Linked DNA regions of Mus musculus: region 1 is linked to region 2. The links are chromatin loops, found by intact Hi-C in ENCODE. Cell type or tissue: left cerebral cortex. All regions are shown on one strand.

Region 1 (8,000 bases), 70 kb after region 2:
AGTGACAGTTGAACTTCTATATTATTTTTAACAAAGTTTCCATCTAAAGAGAGCAGCTTGGGGCCCAGTGTAGTGGCACACATTTATAAGCCACACACTTGGGAGGAGGAGGCTGGGGGGGTCAGGAGTTCAAGGCCAGCCTTGACTACATAGGAAAGGGAGCTTGAACTCATCAGACCCAGTCTCAGAGAGAGAGGAAGGAGGCTGAGGAAGGAGAGCGAGCCTGCGAGGGAGGGAAGAGCTTAGAGTAAATAAATGTTCCTGTGAGAACTAGAACTGGGTGAGGACAGAGGATCACAGCATGAGGATTCCAGCAGAGCTCCTCATCCCACCAAACCAGCCCACCTTTGCTTCCCTCCGCTCTACCCTCCCCTGCATCGGGACAGACACTGGCTGTGTTAGGGAGATGGCGCAGTGGGTATAAACCACTCTCTGTACGAGCCTGATAGCCTCACTTGGGCCCCCCCCCCAACCCACGTAAAAGCTGGGCACAGTAGCACAGAGGTCTGGCATCTCAGTTCTTATGGGAAATTGGGAGCAAAAGACAGGATCTCCAGAAACTCGGGGTCTATGCAGCAGTAAACAAGCACTGGGCAGCAGATGAAGCCAGAGCTTCAGTATCTAACTTGCTGCCAACATTCACAGGGACAGGCGAGAGTACACGTTACATGTTACACGTTCTCAGCATCTGGGGGTGGCTTACAACCTCCTGTAACTCCAGCTCCAGGGGGATCTAATGCCTCCGCCCCACTGGCACCTACCTGCATGTACGTGTATGTACCCACATGCAGACAGACAGACAACTAAAACTTCAGGAATAAATATTAAAGAAACTAAGTAAGGGTAGGCAGTGGTGACACATGCCTTTAATCTCAGCACTTGGGAGGCAGAGGCAGGGGACAGGGGGCTAGATCTCTCTCAGTTCAAGGCCAGCCTGGTCTACAGAGTGAGTTCTGGGACAACAGAGCTACACAGAGAAACCCTATCTCAAAAAAAAGAGAGAGAGAGAAAGAAAAAAAGGAAGGGAGGAAGAGAGAGAGAGAGAAAGAAAGAAAGAAGGAAGGAAGGAAGGAAGGAAGGAAAGAAAGAAAGAAAGAAAGAAAGAAAGAAAGAAAGAAAGAAAGAAAGAAAGAAAGAAAGAAAGAAAGAAAGAGAGAGAAAAGAAAGAAGAAAGAAAAGACTCAAGGCCGGCACCAGGTATATAATATTTGAGTTCCTGTCTCAAAGCTGCTATTCCTCCATGGGAACTGCTATCCTGCCTCCTACAGGGCAGAAAAGCTCCAGGTCTACCCTGGGCCTCCTGGGGCCTCCTAGCATCTCCTGAGTGCTGCGGGGCAGGAGGCAGTGGTCCTGAGGGTCTGTGACCTCCATGGGCGCCTGAGCAGAGAGCAGCTAGAAAGGATCCCACACTTGTCTCTTGCTAGCGACACTTCGACACTTCGGCTGTCTTCACTGCCTTCACGGAGACCCTTGGACTCAAATGCCGGGAGTCTCTCAGGCACACTGCTGTGGGTGACAGAGCACAAGGCAGTCATTTTTCTCCATGAGAGACTCAGTCAGACCTTTGAACTTAGAAGACTGGGCCTCCCAGTGACAGAGCCGCCCAGGAAAAGGAAAATTGCTGTTAAGTAGCTAAACCACAGTGAGCGTGGTTAAGCTCCCAGCTGGGGCAGAGGAAGTGCCGCCAGGGTGGCTCTTCTCAGCGAGAGCGAGAAGCAAGAGCGGGCATTTTCCTTCACCTAACCCCAGGTCTTGCTCTGAGGAGAACCAGGCAACAGAATCCCCCAGAAGTCCCCAAAGCCACACCAAACAGCAGGGACCTCAGTCTACCAAACCAAGCCCAGGCCACAGTAAGGGAGTCTCTCCCCTGGGGTTTTTCTAGAACTCCCTTCAGGCAGTGATCTCAGAGGTCCTCGGGAGCCTCTGCCAAGATGTCTGTGAGAAGCAGCTGCGTTGGTGCGGCCCCACAAGGCCGGCCTCCCCTCCCTCCTTCCCACACTTGGCCATCACCCACTCCCTCTCTCCCCTCTCCCCAAATGAGGGCTGTTCCTTTTCAAGAGCTGAGCAGGGAGCTCTGGGAGGCAGTAAGCTGGCCCAGGTTCCAGAAGACAGGAGAAAGAATGGGCACCAAAGGGACCGGAAAATCGTGAATAACTGTGCTGAGCCGGAAGGTTTCTTGCGCTTAATTAGGAATTTGTTCTGCCATCTGTTGAGATGAAGCCGGGGTTGATCTTGGGCCCCCAGAGTTGTGCCCGGGAGCCTCAGGTAGATCTCTCTGAGGACTTTTCTTCTACCCTCCCCTCACTTCAATAGTGGCCTAGGTCTCCTTGAAGGCTTAGGTGGCCTTTACAAATAGCCAGTTGTCCAGGGAAATGTCAAGATATAGGTGACAAATACCACCGTGGATTCGTTGCTTATGCCATACTGGCTGATTTGAGGAGAGCTCTGATTTGTCTGTTTTTAACGTGTGTGGCTGTTTTGCCTGCGTGTGTATGTATGTGCACCATGTAAGGGCCTGGCTCCAGAGGGTATGAGAAAACCATCAGATCCTCTGGGACTGGAGTTACAGACAGTTGTTATCAGCCATGTGGATGCTGGGAAGCAAACCTGGCTCCTCAGTAGTAAGTGCCCTTAACAGCTGAGCCATTACTTCAGCCCTGAGGGCACTTAGGTAGTAAATGCCTCTGAGTTCACCAGGACAGGAAGACTCTACTGTCCAGTAAGGGAGGGCATCCTCCAGGCCAGCATACACCTCCCTGCCAGCCTCTGGTCTTCCAGTTGGCTCTCCTAGGTAGCCATCACAGACTGTCCCTAAGGTGGCCCACTGAGCACAGACCAGGCTTCTGTCCTCTGCCGCCTGCTTCTGTGCTGTGGCAAGGAAGAGTTTCCTTGAGAGACTGTGAAGGATACAGTGAGGCTGAGTAGAAGGTGCTCCTTAGAGCTATGCTTAGCACCTGCTCAGCACTGAGGCAGGGGCATCACCCTTATTGCCAGCTGTCCCAGAATGAACCTCCCTTGGGACTGGCTGTGAGGTCAGGGACGTTACCTCAGCCATGTTCAAAAACAAACTGCTGTGCCCAGGATCAGCACAGCAATCTCTTCTACCCCCTCGCCACACACCCATCTGGGGACCCTGCGCTCCAGCCTGTACCCCACTCCCACCAGAGAGAGATGAGCAGACTCGTTCTTGTTGTTGGGGCACGGGGGATTATCTTTAGTCTCAGCTGTCAGTGAGCATCAGGTGGCCCAGGGACACGAGTCAGCCAGAGCAGGTCTAGCAACCAGGCTTCAATCCTGAGCCCCAAGCAACAAGACTTAGACCTGTTGGTGGCTCCTTCCCTATCCTGCTGGCTGCCCTGAGGGAGCTCTCAGGCTAGAAGGGGCCACAATGGAATTATTACTTCAATCCCATTACCCACCCACCCTCCCAGCTGTGCCACGCACAGATGCCTCCCACTTCGGCTCACCAACAGCTGGCTCAGCTCAGAGCACCCCAGCGGTGTTATTAAAAAGGCAATTCTTTCTAATAAAGGCTGCTGTGGAGCACCACCGCCCTCCTCTGGGCTGCCATGGACCCATAGGACTTCCTCCCCTGTTTGTGTATTCAGAACTGACACCTCCTGCTCTCCAGCTCCACGCTCCCCTCAAAGTGGGTCAGGCACGGTCCTCGTCCTCGCCAGGCATCCATAGAGGAGCACGGCCTGTTCTGCCTGGGGAAGTTGCGCAGCCCTGCTCTCCCACCCTACCCCCTACAAGTGCCCCAGATTTGTTTTCTAAGCCAGCAGGCAGGGTGCAACTAAGCAGAGATGGCAAACAAGGCCACAGGTGCCCAAGAAGAGACCTTCACCTGGGAACAGGAGGGCTTTTTAGTTTCCACCGTCTCCAGGTCTGGGGTAGTCCCAGGGGCAAGAGTCTCCTAGTGAGGCTGCTCTGATCTGTCGCAGCAGCCAGCAGTCAGGGGTCTTGTAAGCCTGGGCCATCTGTCTCCACTCGCTGTTGCCAGGCGGCCTTTGAGTCCTGTCCTGCTCCTCAGCTGCTGCTCCCCAGGAGTCCCCATCTGCATGCGGCCAGCCAGCCCCGCTTGCTAATACTGTCCTGCCCCATGGCCACGCTTCAGGAGTCTCTGTGGCTACTCCACAAGTAGAGAGGACCACACGAGCCGTGGCGGTCTGCATCTTGTAGGCTGGTTTATCTGGATACCCTTGTACATGCAGAGGTCAGTGTGTAGAGAGGAACTTGGGGTCTCTGTAGACAGACCATCGGGATGAAGCAGACACGTCATTAGCCTTTCCTAGAGAAGAGCCGGCCATAGGCTGACAATTGCACCATCAGCCAGCATCAGTCAAGACCAAGCAGAACACTATGCTGGGCTCCCCTCTCGGCAGCTCCGCTTGTCCGCAGCTCTGATCCGCCTATCTCAGCCACATGCAGGTCTACCCACCAGACCAGAACCGCCGATCCACCCAGGAGGTTGGCGGGACAGCTACCTAGACATTCCAAGGCAAGGGACGGCCCCTGTGGTCAGCAGAGGGAAGGTGATCATGAACATAGTCTCTGCACAGGGTTGTCCCTCATGGTCACTGCCTACAGAGCCACAGCCCTGCAGCCCCAGAACAAATGCTCCTTCAGGCCAGGGGCATCTGTCACCTCTCCCCCTCTTCCTCAGTCCCGCTGCACTGGCCGGCCACTCTGGAGGGAAGGCCAAGCAGCCTTCAGTGGGGAGGGTGCCCGTGTCTGAAGTTTTATATTTCTATCTCCAGGAAGGAGATTAGCTGGCCCACAGCCAGGCTCCTGCCTCTGCTGTCCCCATGGTCACTAACCAAGCTGCCTTGATGACTCCAGAATGAAGAATGGTGACTCTGTCTCCCAGGCGCTGTGTGTGTGTGTGTGTGTGTGTGTGTGTGTGTGTGTGTGTGTGGTGTGTGTGTGTGTGTGTGTGTGTGTGTGTGTGTGTGGTGTGTGTGTGTGTGTGTGTGTGTGTGTGTGTGTGTGTGTGTGTGTGGTGTGTGTGTGTGTGTGTGTGTGTGTGTGTGTGTGTGGGGTGTGTGTGTGTGGGGTGTGTGTGTGTGTGTGTGTGTGTGTGTGTGTGTCTGGCAAGGCCAGAGCTCCTGCTTTCATACCAGTAGCTTCATTGCTCTGGAGGCTGAGCACCTGCCCTGCTTCTTCTACCTCAGGTGGAGCTGCTCTAGGAGAACCTTGTAGCCATAGAGTAGAAGAGTTAATCCCGAAAGTGGGTGGGACACATCTTCTGCAAGGCACGGGAAGGGGACCTGCCCAGTACCAGAAGGAGCCAGGCTAGCTTGAATTCCTTCCTTTAAGTAGAAAAGATATCCAGAGTGGGTTGTTACTGCCAGGGTCAGCAGAGGCAGGTCCTGTAGTCTCTGGAGAAGTCTCACCCAGAACCCCCTAAGCACGTCCTCCCAAAGAAAGCACAGGAGACCTCTGGTCCCTACTCAGGTAGATGAGTAAACGTTTAGACCAACTCAGGCATCAAAGAGCCTGTGAAGAGAGAACACACGTGTGTGCACACACGGATACACACGCACTCATGCACACACAGGTGTGTGCACACACACTCTGTGGAGGACACTTACCTTGTACTACTTTAACTACTCTAGATGGGGTAAAAAGAGACACCAAGGATCTTTGTAGAGCAGGTGTGATCTGCCTGCCCCTGGGTCCCCCATCCCACTCCCCTGACCTCCAGGACCCCTCAGTATTGGCTGGTACCAGCGCTGGGTGTCCAGGGCATGCTCCTGTAGCTCCTGGACCAGTGGGGAAGATGGAGCCCCCAGAGTGATGCCAGTCTCCTCCTTCACAAGGGGAGATGCGCCCTACGTGCTGGCGTTGGGAGCCACACCCCGGCGTCATGGGATGTAAGGCTGTGGGATGATAAAGAGACAACTTTCTCTGCTGGTGCCTGCCCATGCCGGCTGCTGTGCCGGACGCTCCCTTCTGCTCAGCACTAACACTCCAGCAACTCCATTTAATTTTATTATTATTATTGTGTGCGTCTGTCTGTGTCTGTGTGTATCTGGGGGAAGAGATTAGAGGGAGGGTGTATCTGGGGGGAGGGGAGGCAGGGTGTGCGCCACAGTGGCCTGTTGAGGTCCTTTCTCTCCTTCCACCTTAACGTAGTAGGTTCTAAGTTATCAGGCTTGTGTTTGTCGCTTACCTGTCTAGCCAGCCTCCTAGCTTTTCTGTTTTCAAAGGCAGTACAGAGAGCTGCTCAGGAGTAACTGGTAAGAGGCTGTCTGTAGGACACAGCAGCTTCTCAGGGCCGCACTGACGCCCCACCCCCCACCCTTTGGGCTCTTTTCCTGTGTCTGAATGTGGCTCCCCCTTCTGCAGGCAGTTAGTCCTATTGGTTAAAGGACAAATGCCAATCACCTGCAGCTGTTTTAGGGCTGGGAACCGGCTCCATTCTCAGCTCCAGCTCCTGATGCTTGGCCAGTCTCCCCCCACCCCTACCCGCACCCCCACCCCCAACTCAGCTTCAGGCAGGACCCATGGCCCTGTGTCCCAGGAGGGCAGTGTGCTGGTGAAGGACAAAGCTGTAGCCAAGTCCCCCACCAGCCCCAGCTCCCTGCTGGAGCACCGGGCCCAGCCGCTGATGCATGTTCACTGGCCATTCATTATCATTAGCTCTGGCATGTTGATTCTCTGGTTGGAGAAGACAGCGCTGTCCTCCTGACAGCCACAGTGATGGATGGCCGTCTCGATGGATGGCTGCTTCCTTCTGTGTGCTAAGCTGAAGCCAGAGCCATGAGCAAGACTTAGGAAGTGGCACAGGTTGAGCCTGTTCCAGAGTGGGTGTCTAGGACCAGATCAGATGAAGGGAGGGGCTCTCCAGGAAGCAGGAAGGAAAATGGCTGCTTGTGGAAAAGGCCCTGACCTTGACATACTGGGACAGTATTTGTTGGAGTCATCCTTGACTCTTGAGAATCGTGGTTTCAGGTATCTGTATACTCTTTGGGCACTCAGAGATTAAGGCAGGACGTTAGCATATAGTCTGGCCTCAATGGACATATGTCTTCCTCATCTGCCACAGCTATACTTCCTGTACTTTTAGGTCCTGCTATAGGAGACAGGCTGGTGGCAGGGATGTGCTTCAGCCTGGTGGCTGGGATGTGCTTCAGCCTGGTGGCTTAGGTCCCACGCCCTTTTCCTTGCCACCTAGGCTAGGCCAGCTCCTCCTCTCTGCAGGGCAGGACAGGACAGGACAGGACAGCCTGGCTGTCATGACCAAGACGGGCTTAGCCTGATCAGCCTTTCACCTTTACCTCATCCAGGATACTAGGGATTGGACCTGGGCCTTGCACAAGCCAGGCTGAAGCTCTGCCAGCTGAGCTGGCCTCGAGCTTTCCTGTTTCCCCCATGCAAATCCTGAGAGATGACCGGTGCTTAGTGAGGAAGGAGACTCAGCTCTTCTCTTGCTTAAACCATGAGGTTGAGGTCCTGGCAGGAGGCAGAAACCTTTCCAGTTTCCAGCAAGTCAGTACATCATGGGTACCCGCAAAGAACACGTGGTCACAGTGAATCCCACTGCCCCCATAGGACTAGAGCTTGGAGTAGAGAGATGACTAACTGGTAAAGAGCACTTCCTGCTCTTCCTTCCAAAGGACCGGAGTTCAGTTCCTAGCATCAGTCCACATTAAACAGCTCAAAACTGCCTGTAACTCCGGCCCCTGAGGATCTGAGGACCTTTTCTAGCGTCCCCAGCCACCCACACATATGTAAATACTTGTGAAACAAATCTTTTAAGAGTGTACTCGATTGAGCCGGGTGTAGTGTCGCACGCCTTTAATCCTAGCACTCGGGAGGCAGAGGCAGGTGGATCTCCATGTGTTCTAGGTTAGGTCTGGTCTACAAAGAGAGTTCCAGACAGCCAGGGCTGTCTCTAAAAACCAAATACATACTTAAAGACATATCAACGGATCTTTTAGCTGTGGTCAGTATGAAAAACAAATGAATAGTGTTGGGCATGGCGGTACACACGT
Region 2 (8,000 bases):
TGGGCACATGGCCGGAGCAACCCAGAAACCCTGGCTCCAGGCCAATCACACCTGCCTGCAGTCCCTCAGACTACCAGAAGAGGGCAGGTAGTGCTTGCTCCTGGGGCAAAAAGATAGGCTTTCTGGGATCCATGCTTCCTTCCCAGAAGTTGATTGACACACATGGGCTTGACAGGCCGATGTAAGCAGCGAAAGGGTGATCCGTTCTGAAGATGGAGAGACACTGGCCAGGGTAAGTGACTGCCAATGGGGTTGGGTGAATGGTGAGAGAGGAGGCCAGAAGCAGGCCCTGAGGATACTCTCTTCCTGGGCAGGAATATGGTGTTCCTTTCATGGAGACCAGTGCCAAGACTGGCATGAACGTGGAGTTGGCCTTTCTGGCAATTGCCAAGTAAGAGCTGAGCAGGAAAGGGGAGCCTGAGGTGGGACGGAGGACGATCTGGAAAGCCAGTGGTGGGGGAGGGGAATGTCAGGCTCTACACTCCCAGTCCCATCATTCTTCCTATTCCAGGGAACTGAAATACCGTGCAGGGAGGCAGCCTGATGAGCCCAGCTTCCAGATCCGAGACTATGTGGAGTCCCAGAAGAAGCGCTCCAGCTGCTGCTCCTTTGTGTGACCCCCTAGGGGCTAAGAGGAGGCCCAGAGACCCTTGGGGATGCAGTACTCCAACTGCCACACCAACTAGGAGAAGCTGGGGGCTCAGTGGGCAGCCCCTGCCAAGGGAGTAGCCATTACCCTAGGTTCTTTAGCTTCCCTGCATCATGGGAAGGATTAAATACTCATACTTTATCTTAATATACATAAACTAATAACACAAAAGGTACCCGTATGCCCCCCAAAACCAAAATAGGTCGGGACTCGGTGGTCCTTTGCTTTCTGGGACTAAGTTCTAAAAGGCTGGGCCTCTCTCCTAGCAAGAGTGTTACTGCACCAGCATAGCACCAGGGGGCGCCAAAGCACTGCTAGGGTGTGGGAGCTGGTTGTGACCCCATCACCAATCCTCACTAAGGGGGTGAAGGAGACCCCAGACTTCTCCTCTCCCAGCTCCCAGAAAGATAATAAGGGCCCTCATGCAGGGAGCTAGCCCAAAGCCTTGGGCAAGATAAACATGGAGATTGTCCTAAGAGGAATAGCAATTACTAGGTACTGAGTCTGCTTGGCTACCTCTGGCTTTCCCAACCCTCCTTCTGGAAGCGTGCACGGGCTTTTTCTTCAGCACACACGAGCAGTGGGGCACCTGAAAACACTCCTTCCTGATCTCTGGACCTCACATCCCAGGGGATGCCCCGCTCTCCCATGGAACCTCTCTTGTCAACTTTCCACCTGGGTTCCTAGACAACCAGAGGTCAGAGTCTGGAAAAAACTTCCCCTCCCTCCCAATCCCGAGACAAGGTGTACAGCACCACGGATATTTAAGGCAGAGGTCAGAGCCAGATAAAGAACTTGTTGGCTCCTGGAATGGGTGGGAGGCAGAACTGAACAAAGCCATAGGCCAGTTTTTCCCACTAAGCCCCAGCTTGCTCGCTCTCTCTCTCTCTCCCTCTCTCTCTTTAACTTCAGACCAATACTAGGGCAAAATGGTTTTATCTTTTCCTCTTCCGCTAAATCGGGTTGAGAGGGTGGGAAGTTGTCGATTTGGGGGCGGGCTGATGCTATGTGCACAAAACAAGGAAGTATGAGCAAGTCTGGGGTACGGAGAGGGGCAACAAGCCCTGTAGGCCCAAGGCCATGTGTCTCCCAAAGCTCTGATCTGACCCTTAGAAGGAAGGACACTCGGAGGTGTGCAGATCCATGACCAAAGGAAGCTTTACTACATCTATATAGGTTGGGCAGCGAGTGAGGCTCCAAGAAAGTATGCATTACACATATCTGAGGTTACTATATTTGCTTTCAAGGCAGAAATCTTGCTCCCAGAGCAAAGTCAGCACTCTAAACTTGGGTTGATAAGGAAACTCTCTGTGACCTCTCATAGGAAGATCAGGGAGGAGCCTGGGCTCCGGGTTCTCTTCTGGGGCTCTGAGCTGATTGCTGGAGCTCTAGTCACATACATAGCTCTGGGCCTCTGGCATTTCTGTTTTTCCAGAATTAAATTGCAGTATTTTGGAAAATATACTCTGACCGGTTTTTCCCCCTCTGTTTATTCCCAGAAGGAGGATCGTGTTAGAGAGTTTGTTACGTGGCACGTTGTGGGAAACTGTTACCCAATGTCCGAATCATTCCATCTTCACCCATTGGCGTCCTCATAGGTTCAACTTACCCTTAACTGACTACCCTCCCCCACCCCCAGCCTCTGTGGCCACATCTGCGCTGGCAAGAGGGAGCTGGAATGCTTATCTCACAATCCAAGTCATTTTTCTGTTGAACAAAGCCAGTCTTCCATTCCCTCTGAAGTGAATCCTGAGATTGACTACCTAGCTGTCTCACCCGCCCTCTCTCCGTGGCTAAAGGCTACTGCCAAAACTAAGCCCTTTATTTATTATTCATTTATCTGTTCTCAGACAGCCTGTCTTCCAGGTGGGCTGCAAGGAGCCTCAGTCTCTACCAAGCCCTACAAGTTTCTAGAAGGGATCAGAGCCCAAACCTCTGTCTATATGCATGTCCAGGGATAGAGGGGCGGCTCCACAAGAAGAAACTTTGTTATTTAAACAACTCTACTCCGGAGTTATTCTGTTACAGTTACCCTGTTACAGTGTTACTGTGTTACAGAAGACATCCGTCCGGTTCTTAAGTTGGCTCTGGGGAGGGGGAGGAGTGAGTGTGGGGGAGCATGGGGTGGTTTCCCCAGCAACTGTCGCTCCCCTCTCTCGGGCCAAGCTATGCAACAGGCTTTGGCTCAAGGCGGTTAAAGCGTTGAGAATCCTTTACCCAGAGACTAGCTCTTCTAAATCCCCCTCCACAACGTGGAAACCAGAGCGGAGCCCGTGGGGCCTCTGGGCTCAGTACCTGGAACCCCGCCCCAGCCCCGGCCTCGGCCCCGCCCGATCAGCCCAACTCCGCACTTGGTAACAAACACTTCCACTTCCTGGGCTCTCTTTTCTTCTCCCGCTGCGGGGTGCCGCGCCGAGTGCAGGCCACGCCCCACTCTCCTGATTGGTTAGATTTGTTCACCCTGGCGCAAGAGCCCGGTTCGTGATTTCTGATTGGTCTACTGTGATCCACACCCACCGCGCGGCCCCGCCCTCGGGTTTAGGAGCTGGGGCGGGTTCTGGAACGCTCAGACGCCGCGCAGGGCGGGGATTGGCCGGCTCCCTTCCTGTGCGTTCGCAACCGCGGTTCCCGGGACACCTGTTCCCTGTGCCCCGTGCGGTGCTCAGCTCCCAACTCGAGCTCTGCGGCTCGGGGAGAAAGGTCGTGAGTCCCCGGCCTCCGACGGCACCCGCGCTGAGCCTTCGCAGAACAAGATGAGCGCGGACGCAGCGGCCGGGGAGCCTCTGCCCCGGCTCTGCTGCCTGGAGAAGGGTCCAAATGGCTACGGCTTCCACCTGCACGGGGAGAAGGGCAAGGTGGGCCAGTTTATCCGTCTGGTAGAACCTGGCTCGCCGGCCGAGAAGTCGGGGTTGTTGGCTGGAGACCGATTGGTGGAGGTGAACGGTGAGAATGTGGAGAAGGAGACGCATCAGCAGGTGGTGAGCCGCATCCGCGCAGCGCTGAACGCCGTGCGCCTGCTGGTGGTCGACCCGGAGACCGACGAGCGTCTCAAGAAGCTGGGCGTCTCGATCCGGGAAGAGCTGCTGCGCCCCCAGGAGAAGTCCGAACAAGCCGAGCCTCCAGCGGCCGCCGACACTCATGAGGCTGGGGACCAGAATGAGGCCGAAAAGAGCCACTTGGTAAGTGCGGGTTGGGCTTGGTGTAGGACTAGGATTCTAGAGAGACTCGGGCACCCCGGACTTCCAAGCACTTTCTGAAACTCGAGCAGCGAGGAGGAAACGGCTTCTGCCCTCTGTCCCGGAGCCTTCGCAGTTTCTAAGGCGAGCTTCGGAGTGCGACCAGCGACCCCACCGCCCTGTCCGGGCTGGCTGGGGAGCGGAGCTCCTTTGCCGCCTGCATCTCCTGACTGCTTGAACTTTGCGAAGACGGCGCAAAGAAACCCAGTCCCCTTCTCTGCTCCCATTCCTTGGATTCCGCCCCACAACCCGGACTCATTCCTGGGTTATCCTTGCCTACAGCTAAGCTAAGAGCTCTCCCCACCACCCCCCGCATCTCCCTCCCTCCCTCCCTCTTTCTACTCTCTTCTCTTCAGTCCCTGTGGATGGTAGCTCAAAGTGGCTTAAAGGCTGAATAACTAAGGGTCCCTGGGAGGACCCCTTCAGCCCTACCCACATCCTGGGTCCTCTAGTTTGTGCATCATTAACTCACACCGGTTGGACTTCATCCTTCTCAAGACTAAAGTGACTTCTAAGAAAGAGAGGAAGTCTCAACGTCTCGGAGCTAGGGGTGGGGGTGGGGTGCCGGGAGGAGGTGCAGAAGCGTCTTGGGGGTGGTGGCTCTGCCACCCCGGAGGATTTATGGTCCTCTGGAATGTGAGGAGTAAGCGCTCGCTAGCTGGTATCTGGGAGCCTGGTGGGAGGACCTTAGAAGAGGAGGAAAAGGAGAAAGATGGGTGGGGGAGGGAGCAGGAACAGGCCAGGCAGCGTCCTGCAGAGCCGACCCTCGCAGGTGGTCCCGCCCTGGTGTCTCCTCTTCTCTGTCCAGCGATTGTAAGCCGGCTGGTTGGGTTTTGCCAGTGGTTGGTATTTCCCCCAAACAACCCCAGTTTGGATCAGCTGCTGGAGGGGCAGTTGGCAAAACAGGAGTTGTGCTGAGAGCCTCCCTGTCCCTTAGAAAACAAGGAGGGAAGGAGGCCAGGTTCAGGGCTCAGACCCTGGGAGCAGGGTCCCTTCAGTACGCACTGGCTCTCTCTTCCTGATCGATACCGCCGCCACATGTAGATCAGCGGTATCCATGGAGCCAGGAAGATCCTCCCTCCACAGGGAAAGGGCACTGTTCAGCCCCGTAAGGTTGAAGGCGGAGCCTGAGAGTACCAACTGGTTTGGTGGAAGTGAGGTCACCAGAAGCCCGGTTCTGCCAGAGTTTGACTCTGGGAATGCCAGGGCCACCAAGTTCCCACTTCCTGCCAGTGCCAAATTGGCATCGGTAAGCAGTAGTAGAGCCCCTGGCAGCAAGTTGGAACAGGTGACCTCTGCTCTTAGGCACAAACCCAATTTGAACTTTGTGCCCTGTCCATTGATTCACCATTCATCCCCCACCCCCATCCCCACCCTTCCACCACCACCCCCTCCGCTCCCGCCCCCGCCTCCCATTCTTTCCTTTGGACTTTAGCACCAGCACAGATAGCCAGCAGCCTCCCCTCACTCCACATACACACCAAGTTGCACTCTCTGGTTGTACTGTTGGGTGCTGGAGGGCAGTGGCGAGGCTGCTGCGGAAGGCTCTGTATCAGAATGTTTTGTATCTAAAAAGTCTGTGGCTGCCTGCTGGCAGATCTGTCTTCCTGAGAGGACAAAGAATCAGCATCCCTAGGTGGTAGTGGGACACCTAAATTTGTGTAGATCCTCCCTCAGGCCAGGAGAGTCTAGAACCATCATGGGGCATGCCAATCATTTTCAGAATTTGATTTTCCCCATCTCTAAAACAGGAGCAGTGGCAGCGTGGCCTGTCTTCTCAGTAGTTACGGAAACAATAAGGAGCACTTGTGGCCCGTTAGTTCACTGTTGCCCATGAAAACCCCAGTCCCTTCAGCTTTGTTCCCCTAAGTGTCTCTCTCTACTATAGAGTCGCCATATGATATGAGGCCTTGCCTGCAACATTTTCCCACACCCCATCCAATATTGCAAAATGTGCCAACAAACACCAAGGAATCCCTTTCCTCTAAATATGAGGCACCCAGCTGAGATCTGACAGTTCAGCCTGTATTTGTTTGCGGAGTGGGAACTGCTCTGTTAATCTCAAAGGTGTGAGCAGGAGAAGGCTGTTGTAGAGACTGGCTGGTCATGGTGGGCCAGGAGGAAGCAAGGCTGGTGATGACAGGAGCCTGGAACACTGGTGGCCATCCCTGGGAGCCCGCTGAGGCCCAGGAGGTAGACAGAGGTTTCTTCTCTGAAACAGGGTTTGATTGTGGCCCTCTGGCTGCTCTGTAGACCAGGTTGTCCTCAACTCACAGAAGTTCTCTTGCCTTTGCATCCCAAATGCTGGGGTCACGGGCATGCTCTGTCATCTTGAGCCTCCACCTTGTTCCTAAAAACAGTATCCCTCACTAAGACCTGGGACTTTGAGCTTTGTAGGGGTAGTGGGTTTGTTTTGAGACCAGAGCTCACTATGCCACCTTGGGCTGGCTTGAAATTATGTAGATCAGGCTGGTCTTGAACTCACAGAAGAGCCTTCTGCCTCTACCTCCTGAGTGCTGGAAGTAAAGGTGCACCAGGCTGGAATTTACAAATCCGGCTAAGCTGGTTGGGCAGTAAGCCTTAGAGATTCTCCTGCCTCCACTTTCCCAGGGCTAGGATTATAAACCTAAAACTCCTCTGTGGGGTGTCTTTTTGTTTTTGTTTGTTTGTTTTATTGTTGTTTGTTTGGTTGGTTGTTTTTTTGTTTTTGGTGAAGGGGTTGGTCTGGGGATTGAACTCAGGTCCTCATGCTTGCAAGCAAGAGCTTTGTCATCTATGCTATCTCGCCAGCCCTTCACCTGCCTTCTTATTGTTTTTCCCTGCTCAGTGCCAGACATGGAACAAGGCCTAAATCCTTGAGCTTGTCCAAAGTGGGCCCTGGGCAGCCCTCCTGAGCCAGCTCAGCTGTCCTGGCTGGCCTTCCTGGAGCCCAGTTTCTTCATCTCCCTAAGCCTCTGTTTCCTATTGTGTAAGTTGGGGATGATGGTGGTGACCTCATGAGGTTATTAGGATTACATAAGGATGTGTGTGTAAGTCACTCAATACCTGGCACTAAGTAAGTGCTCAGTAAATGTTGATTGTTGGCATTTGAAGTAATAAATAGTTCACAGTGATGATTTCTCCCTACCTCGGCAGGTACAGCTGGCCAAGCCCAGCCCTCAGAAGCGCTCAAAGATCACTGTTGTTTAGTGTTTATGTGATGAGCTGGGTGTGGTGGCTCAGGCCTATAAACCCAGCACATGGGAGGTAAAGGCAGGAGGATTGCCAGTTCAAGCCAGAGACTGGGGACAGAGTGGGATTCTGCATCAAAATTTAATAAGAACAATAATAGTTCTATGTAGTGCCACAGACCTCCACAAATTTGCTACCCACCCTCTTACTCTCGGCCACAGCAAAGATTCAAATCCCCTCAGGCAAGCTGCGTATCCCTGTGGCCCTGTACACACTGTGCTGATGGCCTCTACTACATGGGAAGCCCCGGGGCACAGCCTTGGGTTATTCCAATCGCTGTTACCAACTCAGCTCTGAACCTACTCTAGGGAGGTGTTCAATAAATGGTATTTGAATTAATGAGTGAATATATAGTAGCTATAAAGGACCTTTATCCCAGTTCATCCCCGACCAGCACACCTGGGCTTGTTTATGCAACCAGTCCACCCAGAGATGGAATTCCAGATAGAATCAACCTACTCCTTGCTGACAGGGAGGCCAAAAGTGTAGGCTTTAGGGTCAGGCACAGTAGCCTGGAGAGTCTCCGCTCTGCAGCTTCCTGGCTCTGAAACGCAGGAAGTTCCTCAGTGCCTGCAAACCTTAGCTCCGGTGCAGCGAGGCAGGGTACCAGTCCCCAGCCTGCAGGGCTCTTAGGCAGATGGATAAGATGCCAGGCATGAGTGTGAGAGCACCCAGGTTCATCTGGGTTCCTCCCAGCTTTGACCCTGGTCTAGAGGCAAAGGTAGTATAGCTACCCCAGGCAGCAAGATTAGGTAGGTGGGTACAGTGAGTGAGCCGACTGACAGGCAGCTGACTCCTCCGCAGGCAGCTGACAGGTTTACTTTGGCTACGGTGGAACTTCAGAAGGGCCTACTTTGGAAGGAAGCTGCTGGTTACTTGGATTT

What was found. Peaks named below come from ENCODE experiments on the same cell type or tissue, not always from the same donor. Only the 100,000 strongest peaks of a DNase experiment are listed, where the experiment ranks them.
Region 1: it touches region 2 in a loop (9-fold over the local background); 2 of 42 quality-filtered maps call a loop at or near these places.

Annotation. Positions count from the first base shown.
Region 1 is chr11:115,230,087-115,238,086 of GRCm38, forward strand. The region is part of intron 9 of Tmem104 (transmembrane protein 104); the gene reads left to right. Among named protein-coding and RNA genes, the nearest start is that of Grin2c, 33 kb to the right of the region's middle. In left cerebral cortex, a CTCF peak has its summit at 3,557 (motif pointing left); DNase peaks (open chromatin) are centred at 2,049, 3,647 and 4,006; H3K27ac peaks cover 2,958 bases.
Region 2 is chr11:115,160,124-115,168,123 of GRCm38, forward strand. It overlaps Rab37 (RAB37, member RAS oncogene family), which reads left to right. Exons shown (of 9, transcript NM_021411.4): 7 at 176-232; 8 at 315-391; 9 at 512-2,117. The coding sequence ends at 617. It overlaps Slc9a3r1 (solute carrier family 9 (sodium/hydrogen exchanger), member 3 regulator 1), which reads left to right and starts at 3,218. Exons shown (of 6, transcript NM_012030.2): 1 at 3,218-3,828. The coding sequence starts at 3,403. In left cerebral cortex, CTCF peaks have their summits at 70 (motif pointing right), 945 (motif pointing right) and 3,693; DNase peaks (open chromatin) are centred at 77, 986, 3,124 and 5,051; H3K4me3 peaks cover 3,294 bases; H3K27ac peaks cover 1,195 bases.